Regions from separate parts of the Mus musculus genome. Here region 2 is linked to region 1. Evidence: chromatin loops called from intact Hi-C (ENCODE). Cell type or tissue: heart. All regions are shown on one strand.

What was found. Peaks named below come from ENCODE experiments on the same cell type or tissue, not always from the same donor. Only the 100,000 strongest peaks of a DNase experiment are listed, where the experiment ranks them.
Region 2: it touches region 1 in a loop (3-fold over the local background); 4 of 42 quality-filtered maps call a loop at or near these places.

The regions. Positions count from the first base shown.
Region 1 is chr15:81,023,770-81,031,769 of GRCm38, reverse strand. It overlaps Mrtfa (myocardin related transcription factor A), which reads left to right. Exons shown (of 14, transcript NM_001082536.2): 4 at 5,053-5,108. Among named protein-coding and RNA genes, the nearest start is that of Sgsm3, 50 kb to the right of the region's middle. In heart, no CTCF peak of the experiment used is centred here; DNase peaks (open chromatin) are centred at 39, 4,059 and 4,669; H3K27ac peaks cover 1,677 bases.
Region 2 is chr15:81,298,999-81,306,998 of GRCm38, reverse strand. No RefSeq gene overlaps it. Among named protein-coding and RNA genes, the nearest start is that of Gm52179, 42 kb to the right of the region's middle. In heart, a CTCF peak has its summit at 4,729 (motif pointing right); no DNase peak of the experiment used is centred here.

The DNA of each region.
Region 1 (8,000 bases):
AGCCGCACACTTGCCTTTGCTCAGAGGGTCACTAGGTCCCTAGGGGGGAGAACGGGTCAAGAGCTGCCCCTTGCCACCAGAAATATGTATTCCTAACACTCTGGTGTCTACATGGGTCATAAGGGCCTTCTCCACACAGAGACTGCCTTCCTGGAGTTCTGAGAACATGAACTTGGGATGAGTAATGTCCTGGACCTTCCCAGCAAAGCTTTAAGACAGCAAGGAGGGAGGGATAGACCCCACGATGAGCGCATCCCTCCTGGCTGGACACTTAGTCTGTGCTTTCTGACTACCAAAGGCCAGGATTTTTAAACCCATCTTAGCTTTTCTCTACCTCCCTGTGTCTAGTCTCCTTGCCATGGAAGGAAGGTCGGTGATTTGGGCTCTCCTGTGCCACTTGATCCTACATCAAGAAAGCCTGGGGCTTTACCTGCATCATCTTACTTCTCCGTCACCAAGTCACACTCTAGTGTGCTTTAACAAAGCTGGCTGGACAAACACAATAGCTGCCCAGCCTCAACCCCAGGGACTCTGACCCCTCCCACGTGGGCCTGGTACATGGTGGCTGGAAGTCCTCACAGGCCTGAAGGAGGAGCGGTTGCCCTCTCCTCCGCCTGCCTGGCAGAAAGGGCGATTGAAAGGGCCACGCCTGTTGTCAGGAAGTAGAATTCAGAATGGCAGAGAGAGAGAGCAACCTTAGCTAGGCTGCCATGGGCCAAAGGACCAACATGCTGCACAGTGTTAGTTGAAGGAAGAAGGGGAGGCGGATGACTGCCTGGGAGGGATCCACCCTCCATGGTCACTGCTGCTCAGCCAGTGTTGGTTTCATCATATAAAACTGGAACGGTCCTTAGGGACCAAGATGTCGTTGTTATAAACGGATAGGACTTTGTCATTGCTATCGTGAGTTCTCCGGGTCATTCCTCACTCTTCTGCCCTCGCCTCATCCATCCTGGCCTGTCTAGTGTACGGCTGCTCCACAGTGAGCAAGCCCTAGTTTTCACGCTACAGTCTTCTGGGTCTGAAAGCCCTGGAGTCTCTCAGATGGGTCTGTAAGTCCTTCTTCTGTGTGCCTGTACCCTTGCTTGTGGCTGTGGTCAAGCCTGCCTTTCCACGTGGCCCACAGTCAGGTCTACATCTAACTAGTACATCTGATTGGTGCAACCTTGACATAACACCCCACCTTCACCCTGCACCAATCGAAGTTCTTTGTTTTTTTGAAGAAGTTGAGAAACTAAGTCAGAGAAGCAGAAAGACCTCTCTTCAGAATAACAGAATTAGGTTGTAACCATTTTCTAGTTTCTAGTTTTTTCTAACTCTTCTGAGCCTATTAAATGGAACATTACCTATCGCAGGCATGTGTGCTCCTGTGTGTGCAGGTACACACGAGAGGACAACCTCATGCATTGGCCTCCCCTTTCACCTGGAGCAGTGGCTCCTAACCCTTCTGATGCTGTGGCCCTTTAATTCAGTTTCTCGTGTTGCAACCCACAGCCATAAAACCATTTCCATTGCTGCTTCATAACTGTAATTTTGCTTCTGTTATGAACTGTTTTGTAAATATTAGGAGACCCCTGTGAAAGAGTTTTCAACATCCCCCAAGGGGGTCAGTTATGACCCACAGGCTGAGAGCCACTCACCTGGAAGCAAGATTACCTCTTGTTTGCCACTGTGCACCAGGCCACCCGGCCTGTGAGCCTCTCCTGTCTCTACCCCCCAGCTCACCATAGGGCACTGCGGTTAGAGAGTGCTCATAGGCCTGCACTCACATGGGTGTTGAAGGCTGGACTTACACATGCGTGGCAAGTGCTCTACTCAACAAGCCTTCTCTGCAGCCCTCCTTAGGTAAAATGCTAAATTAGCTAGCGTGTTCGAATATCTGAGCTAGCAGCTGGGCACGGTGCTACAGCCTGTGACCCCAGCACTTTTGAGCTGAGGCCGAAGATCGTCCTGAGTTTGAATGTAGCTTAGGCCACAAGAATTCATTGAGCATATGTATCAAAAGATGGCCTAGTCGGCCATCACTGCAAAGAGAGGCCCATTGGACTTGCAAACTTTATATGCCCCAGTACAGGGGAACGCCAGGGCCAAAAAGGGGGAGTGGGTGGGTAGGGGATTGGGGGGGTGGGTATGGGGGACCTTTGGGATAGCATTGAAAATGTAAATGAGGAAAATACCTAATTAAAAAAAACTGAAAAAAAAAAAAAGGATAGACAACTGTAAGTCATGTATGCAGCAAAAAAAAAAAAAAAAGAATTCATTGAGACCACATCTGGGAAAACAAAACCAAAAACAACAAACCCAATCTGACCCAATCCCTGCCATATAAGCAAGCATTCAGTGGGTATCATTTTCTGTCTTGCTGGAGTGAGAGATGCCCTTAGGTCAGTGGGTTCAGAATCTGTATCCACCATGGCCCTTTGACCTCTCACCGTCATGCAGTGGTGGCAGCTGTCATTGGTACATAAAGATGAACCACCCCTGTGTCAGGCTGTCTGTGCTGTGAGACATGCTTCCGGAAGCCGGGTTTGTCATTACCCCTGGGGTTGCAAGGATAGGATGTTCAGGTAGCCAGGGCTTAGACAATCATCTGTGTCTGCAGCCAGGCCCAGCCAGCCCGAGAGAATAAGCTAGTGACTTGGCTAAGCCGCGCTTGTGGCAGCAGTGCATCCCATGAGACAGTGGGTGCGTGCTTTTTGGGTTTTGTTCTTATTTATTAGTATGTTGGCAGGGTCTCTCTACATAACCTTGACTATCCTGGAACTCATTGTAGACCAAGCTGCCCTAGAACTCGTAGAGACCCTCCTGCCTCTGCCTCCCGAGTGCTGGGATAAAAGGTGTGCATCACCGCACTCAGCCTGATTCTTTCAAAATAGAGTTGGCTGGGCAGTGGTGGCGCACACCTTTAATTGCAGCACTTGGGAGGCAAAGCCAAGTAGATCTCTGAGTTCAAGGCCAGCCTGGACTACAGAGCTATTCCCAGTGTGGCCATGGCTAAACAGAGAAACCCTGTTTGGAAAAATTAATTAATAAGGGAGAGAAAGGGAGAGGGAGTTTGTGTGTGTAGATGCGTGTACATGCATGTAGATGCCTCAGAAGCTAGTAGCAGGGACATTGGGTCCCCTGAAGCTGGGGTGATCGACTATCACGAGCTGCCTGAAGTAACTGCTGAGCCATCTCTCTAGCCCCAGTGATGGGAGTCTTTGTTCCAGGAGGTGGGCAGAGTCTCAGTCTCCAAAAAAGTAGTCATAAGCTGAATTGTCCCAAGAGTTGTTAGGACCCTGTAATGGGACTCAGATCCTTCAACACAGGAACTTTTCCAGGTTTCTAACTCTGAATCTGAACTCTAGGACCTGACAGTTAACCTGAGGTTTCAAGCTATAGTACAGAGCCCTCTTGCTGACCACATAGAACCCTCTTACAGACACCCGATAGCAGCTTACTGAATGAGTGACTATAGGGCGGCTCTGTTGTGTGAGAGAGAGATGTGGCATACTCCTGTGTTGTGAGAGAGAGAGAGATGTGGCATGCTCTTGTGTTGTGTGAGAGAGAGATGTGGCATGCTCCTGTGTTGTGAGAAGGAGAGAGATGTGGCATGCTCCTGTGTTGTGTGAGAGAGAGAGATGTGGCATGCTCCTGTGTTATGTGAGAGAGAGAGATGTGGCATGCTCCTGTGTTGTGAGAGAGAGAGATGTGGCATGCTCCTGTGTTGTGTGAGAGAGAGAGAGAGAGAGATGTGGCATGCTCCTGTGTTGTGTGAGAGAGATGGGGCATGCTCCTGTGGGCTTGTTGTCCCAGCGTTGTGGGAGGGAGTGGTGCTAGCCTGTCACTCTCAGACCACACTCCTGCTTCCAGGCCCTGAAAGCCAACTTTGGTCCAGTGCATTCTTGCACAGTGGAACCAGGAATGAGGGCGGGCTTCCTTCCCTTGGGGCAGCCTGGGCGGTTCCCTGAATGGGTTCTCTAGCTGTGCAGGTTGAGGAGAGAACCTGTACTGGTTTGTCTTGAGGGTGTCTGCTGAGTCTAGAGCTCCCCCTGCTGTCAGAAAATGGAAGGGCTCACATGGCCTTACCGTTTTCTCTCCTATTATTACTATTTTTAACATTGTCTTTAATCTAAACAAAACTGCTGCCAGGATGGTGAAGCTCCTCTGAGCATGCTCCCAGGAGGCCCACCCCTGGGAATGGAGGGGCGGAAGCACAGAGGCCAGGCAGGATAGGTCCTATCTGTGTCTTGCTACTTTTAGTGGCTCCCACCACAGGCCTGGAAGGTTATCTTTGCACACAGTCTCACACTGTCTGCAGCCTTGGGCAGCAGAACTGAAACCGACCACAGCCTCACATGCTTCTCACCTACTGCCATTGCTCCCTAGCGAAGGGAGCCACACGCCCCCTGTCCTCCCCGGCGTCTTAAGTTGTCATGTGTCGCCTTACAAGAGACTTGGAGTGCTCATGCTGCATTTGCAGAGGAGCTGTGGCCGGGCTTACCATTAGTGACAGAAGCTCAGCAGACCCCAGAATGGGACCCAGCTTTCACGAGGGTCAGCCAACAATGACTGAAATTTTCATAGTTCTCAAAGATAAACCTGAGAGTCATTCTAACCAAGCCGTTAGTCCCGGCTGAGCAAAGATGCTGCCCTGTGAGGGGTCGGGCCTCTGCTTTCACCTCCCTATGTGGCCACTGCAATTTCTAATAAGACAGAAAAAGTGTGGTGGGTGCAGCTCACAGATCTGCCCAAGCCAGGCAGTCATGGAGCTAACTGGTGGGATGGAGAATGGTGTAGCACTGAGCCAAAGGTCAAGAGGTCCTGCTGTCCCCAGGGGTCTCAGAGTGACCAGCCATAAAGACACATGCTTGTTGGGTGCCAGGTGGCATTTCTCGCCTGCAGTGGTAGTGCTGTACATGGAGTGTCACTAGGAGGTGGGTTCTGCTGCTGTTTGGGGTTTTGGTTCTGGGACTGAGCCCAGGGGCTTGCCTGTGCCATGCAGGCACTCCAGCACAGAGCTAGCCTCAGTCTCTAAATGTAATTCTTTTATGGTTCTTTTCTCAACAGCTTTGAAAAGCCCCGCTGCATTTCATGAGCAGAGAAGAAGCCTGGAGCGGGCCAGGGTAAGGCTCCCTCCTCACCCCCACCCCCCACCCCCGACCTGCAGAGTACACCGTCAGCACCAGCCAACTGCGTTTCCTTCCAGTCTAGCACAGCTTTGGGGTCAGCCCTCACCTTGTAGCTCTACTCTAGGTTTCTACTATAAAACCTTGGCCTTTCCTGTTTCTCCCCTCCCCCCCCCAGCCACTCTCCCTGGTAGAATATAGACAGAGTGAGACTCTCTTTTTAGTACCTTGGAGGCCTTGTGAAGGTCACCAGAGCTCCCTCCCCAAACCTGGCCTAAAGACGTCTCATCTTCCCTCCACCGACTCCATTTAGGCTCACGTAGGTGATCTGCACCAGTCCTGCCCATGGCTGCTCCACTCGAGAGCACACTGCCCACAGCCTATGGGCTCCAGGGAACCTCCATCTCCACCTGCCCCAAAGCAGCCAGCATCCACTTCTGCCCTTGTAAAGCAGACCTGGCGTGCAAAAGCCACACTTTCTGCTGAAGCACTGTAGTTGCAGCCTTGTCCCCTCCTTTTCAGTTCCCTCTACTCCCCCCTCCCCAGCAATGTCCTGTGCTTGCTGTGGGTGGAGACGGGGAGGGAGCAGCTTATGGTTCCCCTAGTGCCCCCACTGGACTGCTTTTTTCTCTATAGAAAATCAAGATTAACTCTTAGGGAGTAGGAAGAGCGGAAATCAGGGTGGGAAACTGAGAAACAGAAGCAGTAACAAACCATTTGCTTGCTTACTTCCATTTGCTTGGAGACAGAGAAGGCCCAGCGGGGAGTAAGGTCAGCATTTGCAGCCAGGCAGATTAGCTCCGAGTACAGTGGGCCCTGGTTAGACACCACTGTCTTACTGAGCATAGCTGTGTGTGTGTGTGTGTGTGTGTGTGTGTGTGTGTGTGTGTGAGGGTGTGAGGTTGAGCTCATTTTGTATTTATCCACACAGGAACCCTCACAAGTTAGATGCAGCTGTCCTTGGTTTTTGGTTTGGTTTGGTTTTTGAGACAAGGTTTCTCTGTGTAGCCCTGGCTGTCCTGGAACTCACTCTTTAGACCAGGCTGGCCTCCAACTCAGAGATCCGCCTGCCTCCTGAGTGTTAGGATTAAAGGCGTGTGCTCCACTCACCTCCTGGTGTACACCATGGTTTCTAGATGCAGCAGAAGCTAGCTAATCTGTCCAGCTAGAAAGCAGTAAAGCTGGAACTCAAACCTAGGTCTGTGGAGCCCAGACTTATTACATTTCGTGTGTGTGTGTGTGTGTGTGTGTGTGTGTGTGTGTGTGTGCGCGCGCGCGCGCACTCGAGATCAGAAAACAACTTACAAGAGTTCTCTCCTGGGCTGGTGAGATGGCTCAGTGGGTAAGAGCACCCGACTGCTCTTCCAAAGGTCTGGAGTTCAAATCCCAGCAACCACATGGTGGCTCACAACCATCCGTAACGAGATCTGACGCCCTCTTCTGGTGTGTCTGAAGACAGCTACAGTGTACTTATATATAATAAATAAATAAATCTTTTAAAAAAAAAAAAAAAAAAAAAAAAAAGAGTTCTCTCCTTTCATCATGCAGGTCCTGGGGATCACACTAAAGTCCATTTCAGCAACCATGTATATGTATATATGTATATAACCATATATATGTTTGGTTATATATGCAAAATAATTTTATTTCCTCACATGCGGTAAATATATTCATCTAACAAGTGCATATCTTGCACATCTGTTCACAGATGATGTCAAAATTACAATACTGGGCTTAATAGTTAAGCATGCACTGAACTGTCTTAATTAGATATGAAAAGTGAGTGTATTGGACTGGTCGCAGCATAGCTTGCCTTACTCAGTGATAGCAATGAGAAAAGTTGTTAGTTCTGCATCTGAGTAAGAGCGTGGCCTGCGCGTGTGCGGCGGGAAAGCTCCGCATGCGATCCCAGTCATGCCACAGCTCCCCACGTCTGTGACTCCAGTTCAGACAGCATCTCGGGAGACGCATCCCTGGTGGCTGCGGCCCAGGTCCCACAGGAGCTCTTGGATGCAGCTTTGGGTGACCATCAGCTGCTTGTGTTTTCCAGCCCCAGCAGTGCCTGCCTTCAGTGGCATCAGCTAAAAGTCCTTTCTTTACCTTCTGCACCAGGAGCAGACTGGTTCTCCTTAGTAGCTTGTGGGTAGCCAGGCCCGAGCCAGTGGACATCCCTGGAAGATTGACTGTTTGTTATAAAAGCCATGACTCAGACCCATTGAGACGAGAGGTGTATTTGAATGGGAGTAGCCTCTCTGGTGGGTTCTCCCAGCACCTGCCCTCTGCTCGCTACAGATGGGCTGATGTACCCAGACCCCGCAGCTGCTTTCTGCATCTTTAGGCTCAGGCCACAGGGTCCTGGGGCCACAGCCAGCAGCATGAGAACCAGGCTGATCTCTGCTGTAAATGATGTGCCACAGTAACTTCTTTCCGACCCTGGCCCATCCTGTCCTCTCCTTTCGTAGGCCGTTGCAGAGGCGAGGAGCCTCAGAATTAGCCTTCAGCGGCGGGGGCTCGGTGCTGCTGAGGGAGTGGTGTAGTTCTCCCAGCATCTGATGAATGCAGAAATGAGGACATGGGACTTTAAGGAACTAGAGCTCTGACACCATGTATCAAAATTAGTATTGCATTTGGCAGTCATTCAGACTGAATTGAAAAGACTCTTGAGATCACGCAATGCGAGGTTTTTGAAACAGGACATAAAATTGCATCCACAGTGATTACTCCTCTGCAGAACCAAACTCCATGAAAGAAGGGCTGGAGACAGCAGACTCACTGCTCTGCTGACATGAAATAGGTGACTGTCTTGTTTTCTGATTTTAAGTAGTGTAAGTATTAAGTTTTAAATACATACAGCGGTGGCCTGAGAGATGCAGCTGCAAGCTGATGTGT
Region 2 (8,000 bases), 280 kb before region 1:
CGGAGGTTAAGAACGTGCACTGCTCTTGCAGAGAAAGCATCTAAACCTGGTTCCTTGAACCCACGACTGACAGCTTATATAACTGCCTGTGACTCCAGCCCATCTTTGGACACTTGAGCATGCGTGCACATGCTCACACGCAGAGACACGCACATATACGTAATTTAAAAGAAACCTTTTCTAAAGGGCTGGGAGTACAGCTCAGTAATGGAGCGCCTGACCCACAAAAACAAAACAGTGGTCATCATATCAAATCTCCCTGCACAGTCTCACCTCTGAATCCACAGGCCAGTGCAGTTCTTAGACCTTGTCCTGGTCAAAGTGCAAGAATAAGTGACTGGAGTGCTCAGACACAAATGGAATGTCTATATCACACACACACACACACACACACACACACACACACACACATGCATGCACACACACATATACTCGCACTATACACATATATACACTGAAGCTCAGAGACTAGCAGGGAAGAAGGGATAGAAAGGTTAGAAAGTTGGAGAGGACCAGAGGGAAACTGGTTTTGGAGGTAGCAAGATCACTGCACTCACAGAAGACGGATCCAGTCCAACATGCTAACATGGTATGGGGAGGGATTCATCAGCCCCGACCCCTAGCTGAGAAGCTATGGTTGGTATTTTTTTAGGTTTCTGTCTTCTTTTGTTTGTTTTCTTCTGGGGCTTTTTGTTTGTTACTGTTGTCTTTGAGTCAGGGTCTTGCTATGTAGACCAGGTTGGCCTTAAACTAAAAGAAATGAAGTTGGGGCAGAGTAGATAGGTGGAGGTGAGAGGGAGCTTGTGGTGAATATTAGTAAAATACGGTGTATGGGGCTGAAGAGATGGCTCAGCGATTTAGAGCACTGGTTACTCTTCTAGAGGACCCATTTGACTCTCAGTACCCACATGCTGGCTCACAACTGTCTGTAACTCTAGTCCCAGGCCCTCTTCTGGCCTCCTTGGGTAGGCAGTGTGCATGTTGTGGAGGCCAGAGAGCAATATGTCCTTCACTCCTTCCACTGTGTGGGACCTGGGACTGAACTCAGGTGGTCAGAGCCATCTCACACACCCGTGGTGTGGACTGCTTCTGGCTGAAGATGAAGCGGATTGCTTTCCATTTGAATCTATCTTAATTAAAGGGCCTTTCCATTGTAGTTAAGGAGATGGCTCATTGGGTAAGAGAGCCAGAAGTCCAGGTCCCCAGAAGTCCTATGACAACCAAGGTACAGTGGCATATGCCTGTTTTCTCAGAAAATAAGGGGGAGAGAGACTGAGAAAGACACCTAGCACTTCTTGACTTCTTGGCCTCCACGCTCACCTGCATGTACACACATACACACACACATGTGCACACACATACACAGAGTTTACATTTTTACTGTACTGTGGTGTTTTCAGCTTTCAGCTTTCTTTAATTAGTTCATACTTTTTGAGACAGAGTCTCCATATAGCTTAGACTGACTTAAGATACTTGATCCCCCTGCCTCTGCCTTCCAGGGGCAGGGATTACATGCACACAGCATCGCATGGCTTCAGTTTGCTTTTATTCAACCTTTAAACACTCATTAGATTTTTGCTTTATAGGCAGCTACCCTGTGCCAGATGCTGGCTGCTCCGGGTGTATCTCATCCTTGTTTGTTTTAGAGTCTGGAGCCCGTTCGTAGAGTGGATGGCCAGCCAGTGAGTAGTCCCTGTGGGTGCCATATGGAGGGCTTTATCACATTGTCGGTTCTGGTTTTGAGACTAATGCTCTGCTCGTGTATTTAAAAAACCAGTTTTTTTTAAATTATTTGCCATATGCAAGTGCCTTGCCAGTTTCTGGGACTGGAGAGATGAATAATATTCAGGCTCTGCCCTTCTAATTCATTATTCAGTGTGGGAGTCAGACAGACGACTACAGCTTAGACTGCTTCCGCAGAGAAGTTTGATGAAAAAATGTTTTGTAAACGTTCAAGTCATTTTGTGGGGTTGGAGCGATGGCTCAGTGGCTAAGAGAATTTGCTGCTCTTCCAGAGGCCCTGAGTTCAGCTCCCAGCACCTACACTGGGCAGCCCATAGCCACACATAACTCCAGCTCCGGGGGTCCAGTGCTCTCTTTTGGCTTTTGTGTATATGGACACTGCACACATGTGGCATGTGCACATGCAAGAATACATGTGTGTGCCCATGTGTGCATGTTTGTTCGTGCACACACTCACTCACACACACACAGACAGAGAGACAGAGAGAGAGAGTGAGAGAGAGGATTTTTTTCTGGTTTTTCAAGTCAGGTTTTCTCTGTATAGCCTTGGCTGTCTTAGAACCTCCTCTGTAGATCAAGTTGGCCTCAGACTCAGAAATCTGCTTGCCTCTGCCTCTTGAGTGCTGGAACTAAAGGCCTGTGCCACCACCACCTGCCTTAATTTTATTATTATTATTATTATTATTATTATTATTATTATGTGTGTGTATAGGTGCTTGGGTTGTGTGTTTGTCTATATACCCTGTGCACACTGAGGCCAGAAGAGGGCATCAAATCACTAGAACTGGATGGAGTTCTAGAAGGTCGTGAGGTACTGAGTAGATGCTGGGAATTGAACCCAGGTCCTCTGGAACAGCAGTCAGGTCTCTTAATTCCCCAGCCTCCTCCCCAGCCACTACATCACTGTTAGCTTGAGAGGCAGGAGCTAACTCTGTCATGGACTTTGAGGTGAGAAGGTGAAGTTTGCCCTGGGAACACACCGAGCTGCGAGCGGTTAGGTGGAGGCTTGTCTGACGGAGGAAGTGGAGAGTGTTTGTCAGTTAGAAATTTTCTCTACATGAATCTGAACCAAACCCAGAAGCCTTCCAGCCTAGGCCTGAGCATTGAGAGGAGGTTGAATAGAGGAGAGGAAAGAGCTCTGGACCACTTCCTGCACCGAGGGAAGAGCCAGTCCGCAACCCCATGTTTCTTAACCGGCTTGTTTACACTTAGAATTGAGTCTAATAAGATGATGATGTCCTTGAGCTCATCAAGTAATTAAAATTTTAAATTAAGTGTAACATGGACTGTTTCGTTTTCCCTATATAAGATCAACCCGCAAAACCAGCTTAGGTTTCCTGTAACCATCGTCCTTGGCCGGGCTGGCCATTCTGGTGTGAGGGGGGTTGTAGGGGTTTTGTGTTTTTGTTATGGTTTGCTTTGTTTAGTTTTGATTTTTGTTTTTCAAGACAGGGTCTCTCTGTGTAGCCCCAGCTATCCTGGAACTTGCTCTATAGACCAGGCTGGCCTCAGAAATCTACCTGCCCCCACCTCCCAAGTGCTGGGATTAAAGGCATGTGCCACACTGCCAGGCAGAGGTTTGTAGTTTTTAAGACAGGGTCTCACCAGGTCAACTGGACTGGCCTGCAGCATACAATGCAGAGAAGACAGAAGCCCGTGCCTGGGGTGCCCTGGGCCTGCACCTCCCACTTCCCTGATGACTCATTTGCATTCAGTGTCCCTCACTGAGCAGTGTGGACATCCTCTCTTCATGTCTGCTTGCGGATCTGCAGGAGAAATCCCACTGTAAGAGGAATGGGTAGAAAGGTGCAGGACTGAGGGCTGGGCTGTGTGTACTATGTGGCTTTGCTCTCCCCAACGATCCTGCAGAGGGTATAAATGCTACAACGATCAGTAGCTGAAAGTTCTCACCCAGTGGGAGTAGCTGAGACTGGAGACTGTCTGTCTACTAAACTAGGTCATAACAGTAGCTACCGTTCATTAGGCACCACCTGCTTACGTTGGTGTCCCAGGACCTTATGTGTGTCTTTACTGAATCCTGCAGAGCCCAAAGCCCCTGTACTTCCCACACTTCTGCCTTTTGAGCTTTGCTTCCACCGGTCTGCACAACTACCCATGTCACGTGACTTTGTTAGATTGCAATTTCTTCCTGTTGGGATTCTTCATTATACTGCCCCACCACCACCAACTTCTCCACAGGTGCCCCAGGCTAGCCTCAAACTCACTGTGGTGATCTGACCGAGACTGTCTCCCATAGGCTCACAGGCGTGAATTCTTGGTCTCCAGTTGGTGGAACTGTTTGGGAAGGATTAGGTGTGCCCTTGTTGGAGGGAGGGAGTCCCTGGGGCCAGGCTTCAAGGTTTCAAAAGTCTCCGCATTTTCAGTATGTTCCCTGTCTCCTGCTCTTGGATCAAGATGTGAGCTCTTATCTGTCCCTCCCTCTGTGCCTTTGCTCTGCCATGGTGAACTCCAATTCCCTCCCCATCCCCTCCCCAGGGCTGAATTAAGGCTAACGAAAGCCCTTCTTTTCCAAGTTGCCTTGGTCATGGTGTTTTGTCATGGCAACAGAAAGTCAAGAATAACCTTGAACTTTGGCTCCGCCTCCCTCACCCTCTGAAGTACTGGAGTTACTGTTGGGTCGACCATGACCACGCCTACGCCTTGTTTACATGGTGCTGGGGAACAGAGGGCTTCGGGTGTGCCAGGCAAACGTTCTAACTGAGCTGTCTCAACCCCTCTTTCTCACCTACTCATCTCTGATCCATGTGTTTGGTAATGAGCCTGTGTAGAAAGATGTGTGGTCACGAAGGTTATACATACTAAGGAGTTTTACAATTATGATTTCCGACTTTATAGAAGAGCTTCCTTTTAAGAGGGAAAACTGCCCGAGTGCTGGGACTTTTATGGTGGTTATGGTTGTTTTCTGAGCTTTTGTTTTGTTTAATTTTACTGTTGTAACTAAGGAAAATACTTCAAGCCACCAGAGGGCATTGTAGTTAACGTTGGGTGCTGGCTTCATTATAGCTCGTGGCCTCCAGAGGTGCCCGGTGAAATCTGCTTCCATGAAAAGAAGGACTTTCACATTTAATGAACAGCCTAAAGAGGATCGGTAGATTAAACTTGGAACAGGAGAGCTCGCATCCTTTGTATCTAGCAGAAGCAAAGGACAGAGTAGGTGGTGCCTCCTTCAAATGCTATTCTCTTCTTTATTCCTTTCCCCAAGCGTGTGCCTAAACTTTTTGAGTTGCCATCTATGATTGACAATCTTTCCTGAGCAGAAGGTAGGCTCAGGACCTCCCAATGGCAACAGAAATTGAAACTGACACGTGAAAGCCTGTCTCTCACCCATAGTGTCCACCTCTTTGTGGCCTTTATGGCTGCTAATAAAAATGTCTAACTTGAATGATGTACTGCTGGCACCCTCCATGTAGAAGCTGAAGCAGGCAGAAAAGCAACTGCGTCAAGCAAAGCCTTGTGGAGAATAGGTGGCGTTTCAACAGTTGAACACTACACTACTTCACGCCCCAGGTGGGAAATCCTTTGCTACTTTCCGTTCCTGTAGGCCACGTGGTTCTGCTCCATCTTCCTTCCACCTCTCTTCCTCTATCCTCCTCTCTCTCCTCTCTCTTCTCTCTCTCCTCATCTTCCCTTCCTCCTTTCTCTCTCTCCCTCTCTAAAACCTCCAGCCCCACCTTTCCCATCCACTGCCCAATCACAGGCTCTCGCCTTGATTTGCTTTATAAAATGGGCAGAAGGTTTGCCTGAAATCACCAGAGGGCGTGATCCACTCCTTGAGCCAGTCCCTCTTGAGGAAGCAGAATTAGCATCAAAGTACAAACAGCACCAGGGCAACGCACAACAGGAAACAGGTGATGAAACCACACAGTTTGGTCTTGTTCTTGACTACGGGCAAAAGCGTGCACTGTCGAGTGTGACGCTAGCTGTGGGTTTCCCAGAGCCTCCGTGTTGTTCCTTTGCAGGACTGTGCGCTTGCCTGCTCTGAGTCACCATGGGTGACCTGTCACCATGCTCAGGAACACACATTGATTGGAAGACTAGCCACAGATCTCCCAGCCCCCTGCCTTGCTCTAAGATGTCCTAACTTGCCACTTTGTTTTGTTTTTAACCATTTTATTAAATCATTCTCAAAATGTGGATGATCCCTGGCCACAGTAAATATAATAAGGTGTATATAATTCAGTTGTTGCTTTTTTTTTTTTTTTTTCCTTTCAAGTCAAGTTTCTCTATGTATCCCTAGCTGTTTTGGAACTCACTCTGTAAACCAGGCTGGCCTTGAACTCAGAGATCTGCTTGCTTTTACCTCCCAAGTGCTGGGATTAGAGGTGTGCACCACCACAGCCTGGCAAGTTGTTGCTTTAGCACATAGTCCTCACATGACTCTGCTGGCTGCCACAGGCAGCCACCCACAGTTGTCTCAGTCACCCACAATTGGCTGCTTTGTCCCTTAAGAGACTCACTCCAGACTGGGAAGGGATCAGGCTTGCCCAGGGCAGTATGGTCTGGACTTGCATTTCTGCATCTGCCTTTTTTGCAAACACGGGTTATGATTTTCCTAGGTGTTAATTATTAACATATTTCTTGCCGTCCGTGTGTCTGCATCTGAGAGCATCTTTGGCTTCCAGTGATTTGCTGAGAATCAGGCTGCCAGAGAAAACTTTAGATATTTCTACAAAGCAAAACAGGAAAGAATTCTCCTGGGCTAAAGTGCAAGGACTCTGCAAGACCTATCTGGGTGCGTATGTACCGCTAAGATCTCAGGCTCAGCTCTGTTCAGGATGAATGAGTTTGGTGGGAGGCAGCTCTATAATCTATGTAAAATTGTTGTTTTTTTTTTTTTTTCTTTTTGGGTGGCTTGTTTAGTCCCTTGTACCTCACCTATACCCAGATAATCATCTGATAATTGAATAACCAGCAGTTGTCACATTAATCTGTAGAATGGAGCACTAGGCAGCCACGAAAGAGAGCAAACCACAAGTCTGTGTGGCAGCAAGGACGAGCCACACCATGTGGAGCCACACTATGTGGAGCCACACACTACTATGTGGAGGAAAACAGGCACAACCTTGACTTGCTGTGTGGTTCCAACAAATCTCAAAAGCAGCATTAGAAATCAAAGCAGCACTCACATGTTGGGGAAGACAAGACGAAAGGAGGAGATGAAGGTAGACGTAGCAAGCCGATGCTAAGTCAAGGGAAACTGGCTGATGTCAATGGTGGTGCATGCTGGTACTCCTAGGGCTTGGGGAGCAGAGGCAGGAGGATCACTGTAAACAAGATCAGCCTGGTCGATGTACTCAGTTCCAGGCTACATAACAAAATCCTCTTTCAACAAAACTAAAATAAAAAGGGAAAAGGTCACGAGGCCTTTCAAATAGATTTCTAGTAGAAAACATGAAACAGTAGGAAATCTGAGGCAAGATGAGCCTGACTCAAAAGCATCATTGTGACGATGGCCAGAGTCACTACAAGACACTGACACATCCAGGCCAGCAAGGTGGCTCAGTGGGTAGAGGCCCTTGTCACCACCAAGCCTGATGAGTTCTGTCCTTGAACCCTCCTAGCAGGAGATAAATGACTCCCATGAGGTGTCTTCTGACCTCCACACGGGTGCTGTGGCTGCTCAAACCTACACCCATAGAAACTTACACACATGGCATGCTCATATCTATATCCATAGGAACTTACACAAACACATAAACATAATTTTTAAAAGTGAACAGGAGAAACTGACCGATTGGCCATCACTTGGACATCATAAAAGAATATTTGATGTTGCCGGGCATGGTGGCACACGCCTTTAATTCCAGCACTCGGGAGGCAGAGGCAGGCAGATTTCTGAGTTCGAGGCCAGCCTGGTCTACAAAGTGAGTTCCAGGACAGCCAGGGCTATAGAGAAACCCTGTCTCAAAAAAAAAAAAAAAAAAAAAAAAAAAATTGATGTCAATGTCTCACAGACCTTTACCTTGCGGCAACGTTGGAATTTATAATTACATCGTATACGATTACATGAATGTATCTGGTCATCACCCCATTTCCTGGCCCAGAAGTGTCAATGACCTGGCTCAGTAAAGGCACTTACATCTGAGACTGACCACTTGTTTCCAGCCCCTGGAACATACATGGTGGAGAAAAGCAACTACCCAATGCCAAGCCCAGCGTCCTAAGTTCAATCCCTAGGCCTCCCATGGTGGAAGGAGAAGGCTGATTCTTTAAAGCTGTCCTCTGAACTAGCATAC